Linked DNA regions of Homo sapiens: regions 2 and 3 are each linked to region 1. A link is a contact called in ENCODE Hi-C or POLR2A ChIA-PET data. All regions are on one chromosome and are shown on one strand. The core of a region is the stretch at or near the end of the contact, and the rest is flanking DNA. Distances in the headings are between cores, read along the strand shown. Region 1 holds the start of SLC35D3 (solute carrier family 35 member D3). Region 2 holds the start of NHEG1 (neuroblastoma highly expressed DDX5 stabilizing lncRNA 1). Region 3 holds the start of IL20RA (interleukin 20 receptor subunit alpha).

Region 1 (3,845 bases), core at 1,130-3,629:
TGTGCGGTTTTATGCCTCTGTAGGTTTCAAATATTAAGCTAAATTGTCTTGCATAAATGAGAAGAGTAAGATAGCTGAATCAGCCCCAAATCTTTTACCTAATGTTAGTATCACAAATGGATGCAATTATAATTGCGGGCAGAAATGAATCATTCCAAAAGTAGGTTTGTGCAGCCACTTCTTTATATTAATAATATGCACTTAGGATGGCTTAAAGCAGCCATGCTTTTATTGGGATAGTCTCTAGAAGCAGAAATCTGTTATTTGCTGATATCTGTAAAAAGTTAATTTTCAGAGTTTTGAATCAATATATTTTGACTATACCACACACATACACATAATTTGAACTGGTGCTTCAGACTTCATTATTTCCTAAATAACATTAACTCTACAAAAACAGAGTCACTTAAACAGCCAATAGTGTGTAACCACAAGTTTTAGCAACAAAAACCAAGGGCTCCCCAGAGAACCGGAAGCACGTGTTTCAGTATAATGCTTTCCAGCTATTCCTGGAAAGTTGGCACCCTGGGCCATTCACAAACTTTTTTTGAGTGCCCACCTGTCGGGAGCAGGGACGTGGCCCTCCTAGGCACCGGGCACATAAGCTGGTGGACTGGTTGACCCCGAGCTCTCTAGAGCTCACCAAAGTGAGCATCCAGAGCCCCAAATGCTGGCCCAAATGAAGGGCTGCTGTGATGCTGCTGATCCCTGCTGTAATTTTTTTTTCTTCCTCTGTTGCGGTAAATCACGACTTCAGCACTTTGGCTGAAGTGTCGCGTTCAGCACAGAGGTGGAAGTAAGAGGCAGAAAACAGAAGAACCACGAGAGAAATGGATCCTGTCTATTAAGGCAACGTGATGCAGCGCTAAAAGGTTAGGAGGTTACGATTCCCGGGGCTAAGAGAAATAAACTGCTGGTGGTGAACGAAAGGGGTGCTGGAGCGCAGCGATCTCGAACCTTTCCCTTATAGCCAAACCCTGGCCAAGGCCACAAATTTCAAATCGCCTGAAAACCAAACTGTCTGGCGCTTAACGGTTACCTCGGCTGAGCGAAACCCTTGGCTGCTGCTGATTTAACTACAGGTCCGCGCGAGTTACTTTCCAGGGAACTGAATTCAGAACAAAGAGTTACCGAAGCCTTACTCCCTCTCCAAAATTAGAATTCCCTTTTTCTCTTAGTCATATAGGAAACACACAGTTCACAAGTCCTGTGGTGCAAAGGTGTGAACCCTGGCCCAGGGAGGTGGTGACTCTCCCCGCCCTCCGCCTGCCGGTTGTCCTGCTTCCGAAAGCAACCCACGACGGTCCCGCAGGGTGAGGGTTCCCTGGGATCAGTTCCCTGGGATCCGGAGAACGCCACGCGGAGTCTCCCTGCAGGGTGAGGGGCCCCGGGTTCCCGCCCCCTCCCCCTCTACTCTCCCATTCTGCGAGCGCAGCCAGCCTCCCCTCCCACGCTTCGGGAAGCGTCGCCCCCGAGCTCCTCGGTTCCTGGTGGTGGCTACTCGTGTTAGTGACTTCGTTTCTGCGCGTTTGCTTATTTTCATCTTTGCCTCAGTTCGAATGTGTCCCCGCCACCAGGCCCCGCTGCTGGGCGAGACCACTGAACCCCCTGAAAGCTTCCCCGGAGCCGCGCGCATAATCCCGGGACCCTCTCTGGAAGGCGTGCGGAGAGCGGTGCGCGTGGCCTGGCACCGGAAGGAGCCAGCTTCCGGGCTCCGAGGCACCCCCTGGACAGCGCCCCGGGCCGCGGGTTCCTCCTCCGATGCCCGGGCGTCGTCGCCGGGATCGGGAGCTTCGGGGGCCCGCCGGCACCGACGGTTTTCGCTTCCCTGGCGGGCAGCTGGACGAGGTCCCGCCGCTGCACCGGGAGGGACAGTGGGTGGAAAAAGCCGCTGCAGCGCCGGGGCGAGGGGGCTGGGGGCGCCGTCACTTGTTGCGACCAATAAACGGCGCTCGATCCTGATGCGCTGTTTCTAAAATCTTTAGCTGTGTCCCGATCCCTCCAACCCAAGCCCCTCGGCCAGGAGGAAGGGGCAAGCGAGAGCCGCTGGCTCTGTGGGGGGAGAGGGGCGCCGCGCCCCAAGAGCCCCCGTCCCGCCCTGCGGCAGCCGCCCCGGGGCGCCCAGCCGCCCGCTTCCCTCCGCAGAGCGTCTTCCCTGACGGTGAAACCGCGCGGGACACAACCCACCGCGGCTCATCACCCACTTACAAATAGCTGTCGCTAGGATTCCCGCCACTCCTCTCAGACCGGCCCCCCCGCCACCTCTGCCACTTTTCGGAGTCCCCCGCCCTCGTCACTGCCTCCCCGGAGCTGCGGGGCAGTCGGACGCAGAGCTGCCTAACCGCAAGAACGCCTGGCCGGAGCTGCCCTCTGCAGCCGAGCCGGCGCCCCCTGCCCTTCGCCGCCGCGCTGGGCGGGCGCCCCCGCCGCCCTCACTCCGCTGCTCCCGGCTCCTCGCGCGCAGGTCGCGGAGCTCCGCCACCGCTGGGTGCGGCGAGGCCGGCGCGATGCGGCAGCTGTGCCGGGGCCGCGTGCTGGGCATCTCGGTGGCCATCGCGCACGGGGTCTTCTCGGGCTCCCTCAACATCTTGCTCAAGTTCCTCATCAGCCGCTACCAGTTCTCCTTCCTGACCCTGGTGCAGTGCCTGACCAGCTCCACCGCGGCGCTGAGCCTGGAGCTGCTGCGGCGCCTCGGGCTCATCGCCGTGCCCCCCTTCGGTCTGAGCCTGGCGCGCTCCTTCGCGGGGGTCGCGGTGCTCTCCACGCTGCAGTCCAGCCTCACGCTCTGGTCCCTGCGCGGCCTCAGCCTGCCCATGTACGTGGTCTTCAAGCGCTGCCTGCCCCTGGTCACCATGCTCATCGGCGTCCTGGTGCTCAAGAACGGCGCGCCCTCGCCAGGGGTGCTGGCGGCGGTGCTCATCACCACCTGCGGCGCCGCCCTGGCAGGTGAGCGGGCCCCCGCGCCGACCCCCAGCCGACCCCACCCACCCCGCTCCGTCGGGCAGAGACCGCGGGGATCACTGAGTTCAACGACCTCACTTCCAGATGGGGAGACTGAGGCAGAGAGAGCCGGAGAGCTTTGAGAGTGGTCGCTCAGCTCGCAAAAGGGACTTCCGAGACCCAGAGAGCTCCCCAGCGCCCCACCAAGTCCCCCTGCCCCCTAATGTCCTGGCTTCCGACCCTCGCCCATGCTTCACCCGGCATCGCCCTTCCTGTCGCCCCCTCTCCTGGTCTTCCCCTGTCACCCCATTCTCCGGGAGAGGTGGGAGGGCCGCCTGAGCCTGGGAGCTGGAGTCCTCCAAGCCTGGACCAAGCCGGAAGGAGGGGGCCGTGAACTTCCTTGGGTCACGAGGGGCTGGAATGGAGGTGGGGGATGGGGGCGAAGCTGAGGGTTCCCGGGGCTACTGCGGGGTGTCTCGTGCTGCGCAGGGGGCTGCGGCCCTGGGGCAGACGACCCAGGTGCTGAGCGAGACGAGAGCCTGGGCAGGGGGAAGCTTCACTGGGGGCCAGAACAGGCGTTCTCCCCCGCGCCTGGCCCGCTCCGGGTTGCAGGCCACTGGCTGGGGCTCCCTCTCCCTTTGGTGCCCCACGGGGCAGGGGCTCCGGGGTGCAGGTACCACGCGCCCAAGTGACCTCGGTGCCAGCTCGGGGAAGCCACAGCACCTGCCCCGAGGGCATCTGCGCTCTCCGGGGCCTTTGTCTTGGACAGAGGAAGATGGAGTGACCCGGGGATATGGCGGGAAGGCGCTCTGAGCACTGAGTTTGGCTGTCGCATTTGACACGGGTGGCCGAGGGACGGCGGGCGTCTGTCACTCAGGAATCCGGTGGGCAGAGCTGGGGCGCGA
Region 2 (4,221 bases), core at 1,144-3,643, 71 kb after region 1:
GTTTTACTTCCTCGGTTCAAATGCATTTTGAATGTTTCCATCTGAACTTACATGCTGTGCCTGTCCTTAATAACACTGTTGGAAAGATATTGTTCATTGAATTCTCACCATTCCATCCTAATTACTTTCTCTTTGAGGCTTTGGTCTTTAAAATACAATAGCCTAGAGGCCTCTCTGATCCTGAGGGTGGTGCCAGTAACAGAGTAAATGTGCTCATAATAGAATTTCCACATTTTTCTTTTAAAAATACTTTTAAAATGTCACAAGTAATATATATCCATTATGAAAACCGAAAACAGGTAAGCAGAAATAAAAACTATGCACTTATATGTACATATTTATAAATATGAATATATAAAAATGTATACATATTTATAAATATGAATATATAAAAATGTATACATATTTATAAAAATATGATACATTCCATTTTAAAAACATTTTTCTGCTAAATAAAGTATGAATACTCTCCTTTATTCTAATGGCTACTTAATTTTGCCCATACAGATGTAATAAAATCAATTCAATTAATTCTTTATTGTTGGAGATGCAAATTACTGAAAAATTTTTGCAATTGGAAATACAGCAATGAACATCTTATATTCTTGTGCATTTGCCCAATTATTTTTATAAGATAAATTTTCTGGGACCCAATTTCATTTTGACCAGAGCTTTTACTTATGGCTTCAACCTGCTGCCTTCAATGGGAGCTGATTTTGCTGATACAGAAGATAGTATTGCCTCTACTGGGTTCTTCATATTAGTTCCTCTGACTCGAGTCTTCATTCTAGTTACAATCTCTCTGAAAATTTCTCACTTTGGGTTTTCTATTCCTTTACTAGAGACTATATGGAGCTTGGCCAAAGTGGCCTTTATGATTTCCACATTTCCCCTTATCTTTCAACATCCTTCCTCTGCCTTCTCTTTAAATGCTCACAAATCTAGGCAGAATTCTATTCTTGACTACCCTTCTTTGTAGTCTATGCTCTCCCTTAGCTAGTTTGTCCTCTGATTCTATTTATGAGAATGATTCATCCTTAAGAGCTATCCTTTCCCCCATTTTTTTGATGTGTATTCCCATATATTCCTTGGCATCTTCCCATGATAATAGTGCAAGTATCTTAAAGTTAGTATTCCCCAGACTCAATGCTTTATTCCAAACTCCCAGCAAAACAAAAACAAATAAAAATAAAAAACAAAACCAACCCCACCTCCCAAACAAAAGAACTCATTTTCTTCTTTCATATTCTCTCTTCAAAAGTTGAAGGTGCCCACTGAGCCACCATCAAAGGGTCATTCAGATTTAGATTGAATAGACATTTATTAACTGTATCAAGTCATATCGGTTTCCTGCTTAAAACTCTCTAGTGGCTCCCCATTGCCATTAAAGTGTGACTCAAACTCCTTACAGGAACCATCAGGCTTCTGTGATCTGGCCTCTGTCTGCCTCCTGCCCAGATCTTCTCCCAGGCTCCTCCTGCCTCTCTATGATCAGCTGCCTGCTTTCTGACCTTCTCTTCAAAGTACAAGTGCATGTGCATCTCAGAGACTGAGCACTTGCTCTTCCTTTGGCCAGAACCGCGTTTTGGATAATGTATTTGGTGTTGTAACTAACAACTCATTGCCAACCCAAGATCATTTAGATTTTCTGCTATATGTTTTTCTTTTGGAAGTTTTATAGTTTTGAACTTCACATTTAGTCTGTGATCTATTTTGAGTTAATTTTTGTGAAAGGTAGGTCTTTGTCTATATTCTTTTTTTTTTTTTTTTGGCATTATCTATCCAATTGTTCCAGCACCATTTGGTGAATGCTCAACCCTTTCTCCATCGAATTGCCTTGGGCCTTTGTCAGAGATCAGTTAACTATTGTGTGGGTCTATCTTTGAGGACTAATTAATATAAATTTAAAGATTCCTTTATTGAAACATTCTATCAGCAAATATTTCATTGAGTAACTACTATATGATCAGTACTGTTTCAGGTACTGGGAACATATCTAGGAGTCAGAAAGAGATTTACGGAAATAAGTTAGCTTTTGAGTCTCATTTGTACAGTATTTCCTTTTCTGGCAACCCAAAAACTTCATTAAGGAAAAAAGAAGGAGGTAAAAAGGACTTGCTTAAGCATCATGGCCATGAAGAAGGGAGAGGGGAAGATGACATTTCTAGACTGGAACTTATTTTTTGTAAGGATGAGAACTCAGAGGTGTCAGTCTGGTGCTGACTCCTCAGGGAGGAACTTCTGGGCTCCTGTGTGTCCCATTCAAGGATGGTATATTTGTCTGTTTTTACGCTGCTGATAAAGACATACCCAAAAAGAGGTTTAATTGTACTTACAGTTCCACATGGCTGGGGAGACCTCAGAATCATGGCAGGAGGCGAAAGACACTTCTTACATGGTGGTAGCAAGAGAAAAATGAGGAGGAAGCAAAAGTGGAAACCCCTGATAAACCCATCAGATCTCAAGAGACTTATTCACTATCACGAGAATAGCACGGAAAGGACCAGCCCCCATAATTCAATTACCTCCCCCGGGTCCTTCCCACAACACATGGGAATTCTGGGAGATACAATTGAAGTTGAGATTTGAATGGGGACACAGCCAAACTATATCAGATGAGTATTACTTGGCTCCTCTTCGCTGTACACAAAGGGCATGTCTATGGCAGTATTTGAAAAATAGAGAATGAGTTGCAAGCTAGTCAATTGTGTGGAAGAAAAAGGAAAGGAAAGAAAAGTAATTTCAGGGCGGGTGCAGTGGCTCATGCCTGTAATCCCAGCACTTTGGGAGGCCGAGGCAGGCGGATCATGAGGTCAGGAGATCGAGACTAACCTGGCTAACACGGTGAAGCCCTGTCTCTACTAAAAATAGAAAACATTAGCCGGGTGTGGTGGTATTAACCTATAGTCCCAGCTACTCGGGAGGCTGAGGCAGGAGAATCGCTTGAACATGGGAGGTGGAGGTTGCAGTGAGCCGAGATCGCGCCACTGCACTGCAGCCTGGGTGACATAGTGAGACTCCGTCTCAAAAAAAAAAAAAAAAGATTTCAAATATTGTTTTTTCATATTTCATATTAGGCATTTAGAAGTGAAAGGGACCTTAGATCTCATCTATCCCAAATCCCAACCCTGTGGAGGAATCCGTCTACAAAAGCTGTAGCAGAAACCAGCCTGTACTTGAACCTTTCCAGTGACAGGAAACTCAGTACCTCGGAGCTGCCACTTAATTATAGAAGACCCTCCCTTACTCAGAACTGAACTCTGTCTTCCAGAGACTCCCAAATATGTGTCCTAATTTTATTCTCTGAAGCAACAGACATATATATCTAATGTCCTCGTTTGCAAGAAAGTCCTTTGCATATGGTTACCAGGGGTTCACTAAGTCCTGGATTCTTTCTCTCTGCACTTCCCCTTAAGTCTTGGCTTTGAGACTTTTTAAAGTTGTTTTCTGGTTGGCTAAAGCCCTTGTTAAAGGTGCTGCTCAAAATGAACACAACACTCCTGGTATTTGAGCCTAGGGTTTAGTTGATGTGGGTTGCTAACAAGAAACTTTTTTTTTGAGACAGGGTCTTGCTTTGCTGCCTAGGTTGGAATGCATTGGCGCCATCACGGCTCACTGCAGCCTTGACCCCTGGGCTCAAGCCATCCTGCTGCCTTGGCCTCTTGAGTAGCTGGGACCGCAGATACTTGTCACCACACCAAAAACATTAACACAGGTTAATGTTTTTGAATTTTAAGTAGAGACAGGGTCTTGTTAGTTGCCCAGGCTGGTCTCGAACTCCTAGGCTCAAGTGATCCTCCCGCCTCAGGCCTCCCAAAGTGCTAGGATTGCAGGCATGAGCCACTGTGCCCAGTCAAGAAACACCTTAATTATACTTAACTATAATTCTGTTTATATGAATGTCTTATCTATACTTCTGTTTATATGTTTATACTCTTTTTTTCTCCCAGAGGTTAAATGTTTAAAGTTCCTCATGATGCCTCGACTAAAGATGCTTCTACGTGAAAGTGTTGTTTCAATCTGTAATTTCACAATATTTTATTTTGGAAGCTGGTGGCAACAAGCTGGCAGGAAACATGGACCTTAGGAAAAGCAAACACATTCTATTTGCTAATGGTCACTAAGCGATTGTAACCAAGGCAAGCTTATTACAGAAAGGAACAATCAGCTGAAGTGTAAAGACAGAGCGTTTGAAAAATCCTAACCCTTCTTCCCTGCATG
Region 3 (4,092 bases), core at 1,538-4,037, 120 kb after region 1:
ACTGCCAGTATGAGTGAGATGGGAAACACTTTGGCTTGTCTGGGAAGTAGAAAAAGGCCAGGATAGCAGGAATTAGGTGGTGTGAGATAAGGCTGGAGAGACAGGCAGGAGTTGGCCACACAGGATCTTGTAGAACTGAGAATGATTCCAGGAACAGTAGAAGCCTCTGAAGGGCTTTGAGCAGAGGAGGCAGATGACCTGAGAAGTCACCATCTCCCATTCTATCTTAGTGACTTTAAATGCCTGTTTATATTATGCTAATCATGGTTCTTTATCGTTCCTGAGAACAGGATATGGGAATGGCCAATAGGGCGGAGTTTGATAAGCCATAAGGATAAACTTCACTGTGAAATTCTGTCCCTGGAGGGGTCCAAGAGTGAATGACAGCGTGTTGCACCTGCCTTGAGGGAGCCGCATAGACATTTTGAATTCCATTACAACTTTATCTGAAATGAAATACCAAGATTTCCCTACAAGGTTCATGACATGCTGAGTTTTTTTTTTCCTCTTTGGATGTTTTGGTATTTTACAGCCTGATATGGCACTGAGCTGTGAGACGAAAATTTTTAGAAGTTTAAAAAATGAGAGCATTAAAGCATTAATCTACCTGAGAGTGGCAAAGTCATAGAACCTTAGTAAGCCCACGTTGTACAGAAGACATTGTAGATAATCCTTCAATTACGAGCAGGTAGTATCCAGGTAACTACATACATCTTCTAAGGTGGTCTTCCCAGCAGTCCTTAGACCTTAGCCCAAAGACCCAGGAGAGGACGGGAATACCCTAAGAAGAGCTAAGAAAGTAGTATCAAGGTCTCTTGGGTCAGAAAAGATTTCTTACTGTTTTGTTTTGTAAATTTTATTTTGAAGTCAAGAACATTACTACCTGGTAATGTCAGCACCCAACAATTTTATTTCTCTCTCTCACTTTCTTTGTTTTTGGTTTTTTCCCCAAAGACAGGGTCTCACCCTTGGCCAGACTGGAGTGCAGTGGCGTGATCATAACTCACTGCAGTCTGGAACTCCTGGGCACACGGAGTAGCTAGGACTACAGGTTTTTGCCACCACGTCTGGCTAGTTTTTTATTTTTATTTTTTTAATGTTTAGTATAGACAGGGGTCTCCGTATGTTGCCCAGGCTGGTCTGAAACTCCTGACCTCAAGCCATCCTCCTGCCTATGTCTCTGTCTCTCAAAGTGTTAGGATTACAGGTGTGAGCCACAGCGCCCAGCTTCTCTCTTCGATTAAAAATAAAAACAAATTTCTGTCTGTTAGTTGAAGGCTCAATATTTGCACGTCAGTCGTTTCTTCCCATTCAGTCTACCCGGGAATATTAAAAGGAAAAATAACTATAATTTCTGATAAATTTAAAAGATAAAATATTTTATGTATAATAGCTATCGTTCAAAATCTCTCCAAGATCTGTGTGCATACTTTTCTTATTGTTGTAACTATATTGAATTTAACTTTTTCTTTAACTACCAAGGACTCCAGATTCACCGTCAACTTTCTTCCTGCATTCACTCTTACTGTTCAGTTCTGGGTTAAAAGACAGCGGGGCCTGAACGAAGTGTCTACAAAGCACAGTATTTGGAGAAGCTTTGTTGTTGTTTTTTAAAATAATTTTTTTAAAAAGGGATCCCGGATATCTTTTTTGTTTTTTTAAAAAATCTTTTTCTCATGTACGAGAAATACAGGGAAAAAAAGCAATCAGGTTAATGAATCATTCTGGTTTACTGGATTCCAATTGGTAGAGAATTTAAACTTAAAAACCAAACAAAACGAAAGAGCTCTTCAGTTACCTTATGTCGTAAACGAGTTAAAAGTTTTGTTATTTCTGAAAAATCAAAGAGCACTATCTGTACATGGTCATAACTGCAAAGGAAACAACGGCGTACCCAGGACAGGGGGAGCTTACTTTAAGAAGCTGCGTCTTTCTGGATCATGTTCCTTCGGGGCTGACCCTTTCGGGGAGTTTGGCTTTTAAAGCGCGGATCTCGCGACGCGCGGCTTGCAGGACTGCGGGGCCCGGCGGCCGAGACGCGGCATCCACAGGGGCCCCTCCGCGCGGCCGCGGCGGTGGTGGCGGGAACCTGGGACTGGCCGGCGAGGGGCCCCGCATGGTAACCGTCCCCGACCGCAAGTCATAGGCTGTGGGCACCGCGCAGAGCGCACCCCCCACCGAACTCCCCCCACCCCACCTCAATTCTCGAGACCGAAAGTGCGGAGCGCGGAGTCCTGCAAACTTGACCCCGAGCCAAGGTGCGCGAGGCGACGGCGAGTGTCCCCCGGGCTCCCTGCAGCCCCGGGGCTGGAAGCTCCGGCCTCCGCGCACCTCGTCCTCTGCCCGCCCGAAAGCGAAACCTGGCCGGCGGGCAGGAGGGGAGAGCTCGGCCTCGAGCTCTGCCTGGCGGGGCCCCGGCCTGGAGGCATCCCCGACCCGCACCTGGCGGCGCGACCCACCTACCTGCCCGTCCCCAAGGCGCCGCCAGGAGCAACAGCAGCAGCGGCGGCAGCGGCAGCGGCCGCAGGGCCGGGCGGCCGGGAGCCCGCATGGGCGGCGGGGCTGGGTCACATGTCGGGGGGCAGCAGACTGCTCAGTCCCACGCCCGCTGGGGCCAAGCGCGGCCGCGCGGCCTCAGCTCCGCGCCTGGGGCTCTGCGTGCCACGCTCCAGGCGACCTGAGTCCCAGGGCGCCTCCGCCACAGCCGCGTCCCCCAGGCTTCCCCAGAAACCAAGGGCGAGCGACTCGCGGAGCCCCCACGCGCGCTCCCCCGGCTACCCAGCTGGATGGCAGCGCGAGGGCAGTTCTCGCGGATTTATAGTCCCCAGCCACTCGGCTGTCAGTCCTGAGAGTCTGAGAGTTTCCACCTCTCGGGGTTCATGCCCAGACCAACCAGGTCACTAGGCAGGTAAAACCTCCTTCTGGTAATGAGCGAGGCGAGTGCATTGCAAAGAGATTCTGGTATTCAGGCCGGTCTGATGGTCAGTTAAAGTTCAATATCGGAAGACGGATGAAATAGAGCGTTATTTCTCGATATACAGTTAGGCACTCAGCCGTAGATCTTACAGTCATGCATCATTTAAGATGACAGGATTACCTCCTGAGAAATGTCTTAGGCGAGTTTCTTGTGTGAACATCTTAGAGTGTACTCACACCTATATGGTATAGCCTCTTACACGCCTACGCTATATGGTACAGGCTGTTGTTTGCTCCTAGGCTACAAACCTGTACGGCAAGTGACCATACTGAATACTGCAAGCAATTGTAACACAATGGTAAATATTTGTGTATCTAAACATGTCTGAACGTAGAAAAGGTACAGCAAAAGTACAGTATGAAAGATTTTAAAAATGGTACACCTGTATAGGGCACTTTCCATGAATGGAGCTTGCAGGACTGGAAGTCGCTCTGGCTGAGTCTGTGAGTGGTGAGTCAATGTGAAGGCCTAGGACATCACTGTGTACTACTATAGGCTGTATAAACACTGTATTACACTTAGGCTATGCTAAATTTATTAAAAAATTATTTCTTCAATAATAATAAATTAACCTTAGCTTACTATGATTTTTTACTTTCTACTTTTAAATCTTTTAAACTTTATTTATTTATTTATTTTTGAGATGGAGCATTGCTCTGTAGCCCAGGCTGGAGTGCAGTGGTGCGATCTCGGCTCACTGCAACCTCTGCCTTCCGGTTTTGATGATTGTCCTGTCTCACCCTCCAGAGTAGCTGGGATTACATGTGTGTGCCCCCACGCCCGGCTAATTTGTTTGTATTTTTAGTACAGACTGGGTTTCGCCATGTTGGCCAGGCCGGTCTCGAGCTCCTGACCTCCGGTGATCTACCCTCCTTGGCCTCCCAAAGTGCTGGGATTACAGGCGTGAACCACGACACCCGACCTAAACTTTTTGACTTGTAATAACGTTTGACTTAAAACACAAACACATTGTGCAGCAGTATGAAAATATTTTTTCTTTGTATTCTTTCTATAAGCTTTTTCTATTTTTAAATTTTTCTTTTTCTTTATTTTTTCTTTACTTTTTAAACTTTTTTGTTATAAACTAAGGCACAACCACACACATTAGCCTAGGC

The links. A loop is a pair of places that touch in the nucleus more often than their neighbours do. ChIA-PET counts read pairs that join two places held with the same protein, here RNA polymerase II (POLR2A). Pooled maps may share reads with other maps.
Region 2: POLR2A ChIA-PET joins it to region 1 with 48 read pairs in SK-N-SH. The contact joins the promoter of NHEG1 here to the promoter of SLC35D3 in region 1. POLR2A ChIA-PET finds 5 or more read pairs at or near these places in 2 of 52 experiments (SK-N-SH and WTC11).
Region 3: a loop to region 1 is called in a pooled map, with 2.2 times the contacts of the local background. The contact joins the promoter of IL20RA here to the promoter of SLC35D3 in region 1. A Hi-C loop is called at or near these places in 1 of 50 pooled maps. POLR2A ChIA-PET finds 5 or more read pairs at or near these places in 3 of 52 experiments (H1, SK-N-SH and activated CD4-positive, alpha-beta T cell).

What each region holds. Positions count from the first base shown.
Region 1 is chr6:136,919,922-136,923,766 of GRCh38, forward strand. It overlaps SLC35D3 (solute carrier family 35 member D3), which reads left to right and starts at 2,380. Exons shown (of 2, transcript NM_001008783.3): 1 at 2,380-2,946. The coding sequence starts at 2,508. RefSeq lists an enhancer at 1,402-1,908.
Region 2 is chr6:136,990,838-136,995,058 of GRCh38, forward strand. It overlaps NHEG1 (neuroblastoma highly expressed DDX5 stabilizing lncRNA 1), which reads right to left and starts at 2,394. Exons shown (of 3, transcript NR_027994.1): 1 at 2,337-2,394. RefSeq lists an enhancer at 1-357.
Region 3 is chr6:137,042,178-137,046,269 of GRCh38, forward strand. It overlaps IL20RA (interleukin 20 receptor subunit alpha), which reads right to left and starts at 2,788. Exons shown (of 7, transcript NM_014432.4): 1 at 2,464-2,788. The coding sequence starts at 2,551. RefSeq lists silencers at 2,281-2,330, 2,401-2,510, 2,541-2,600.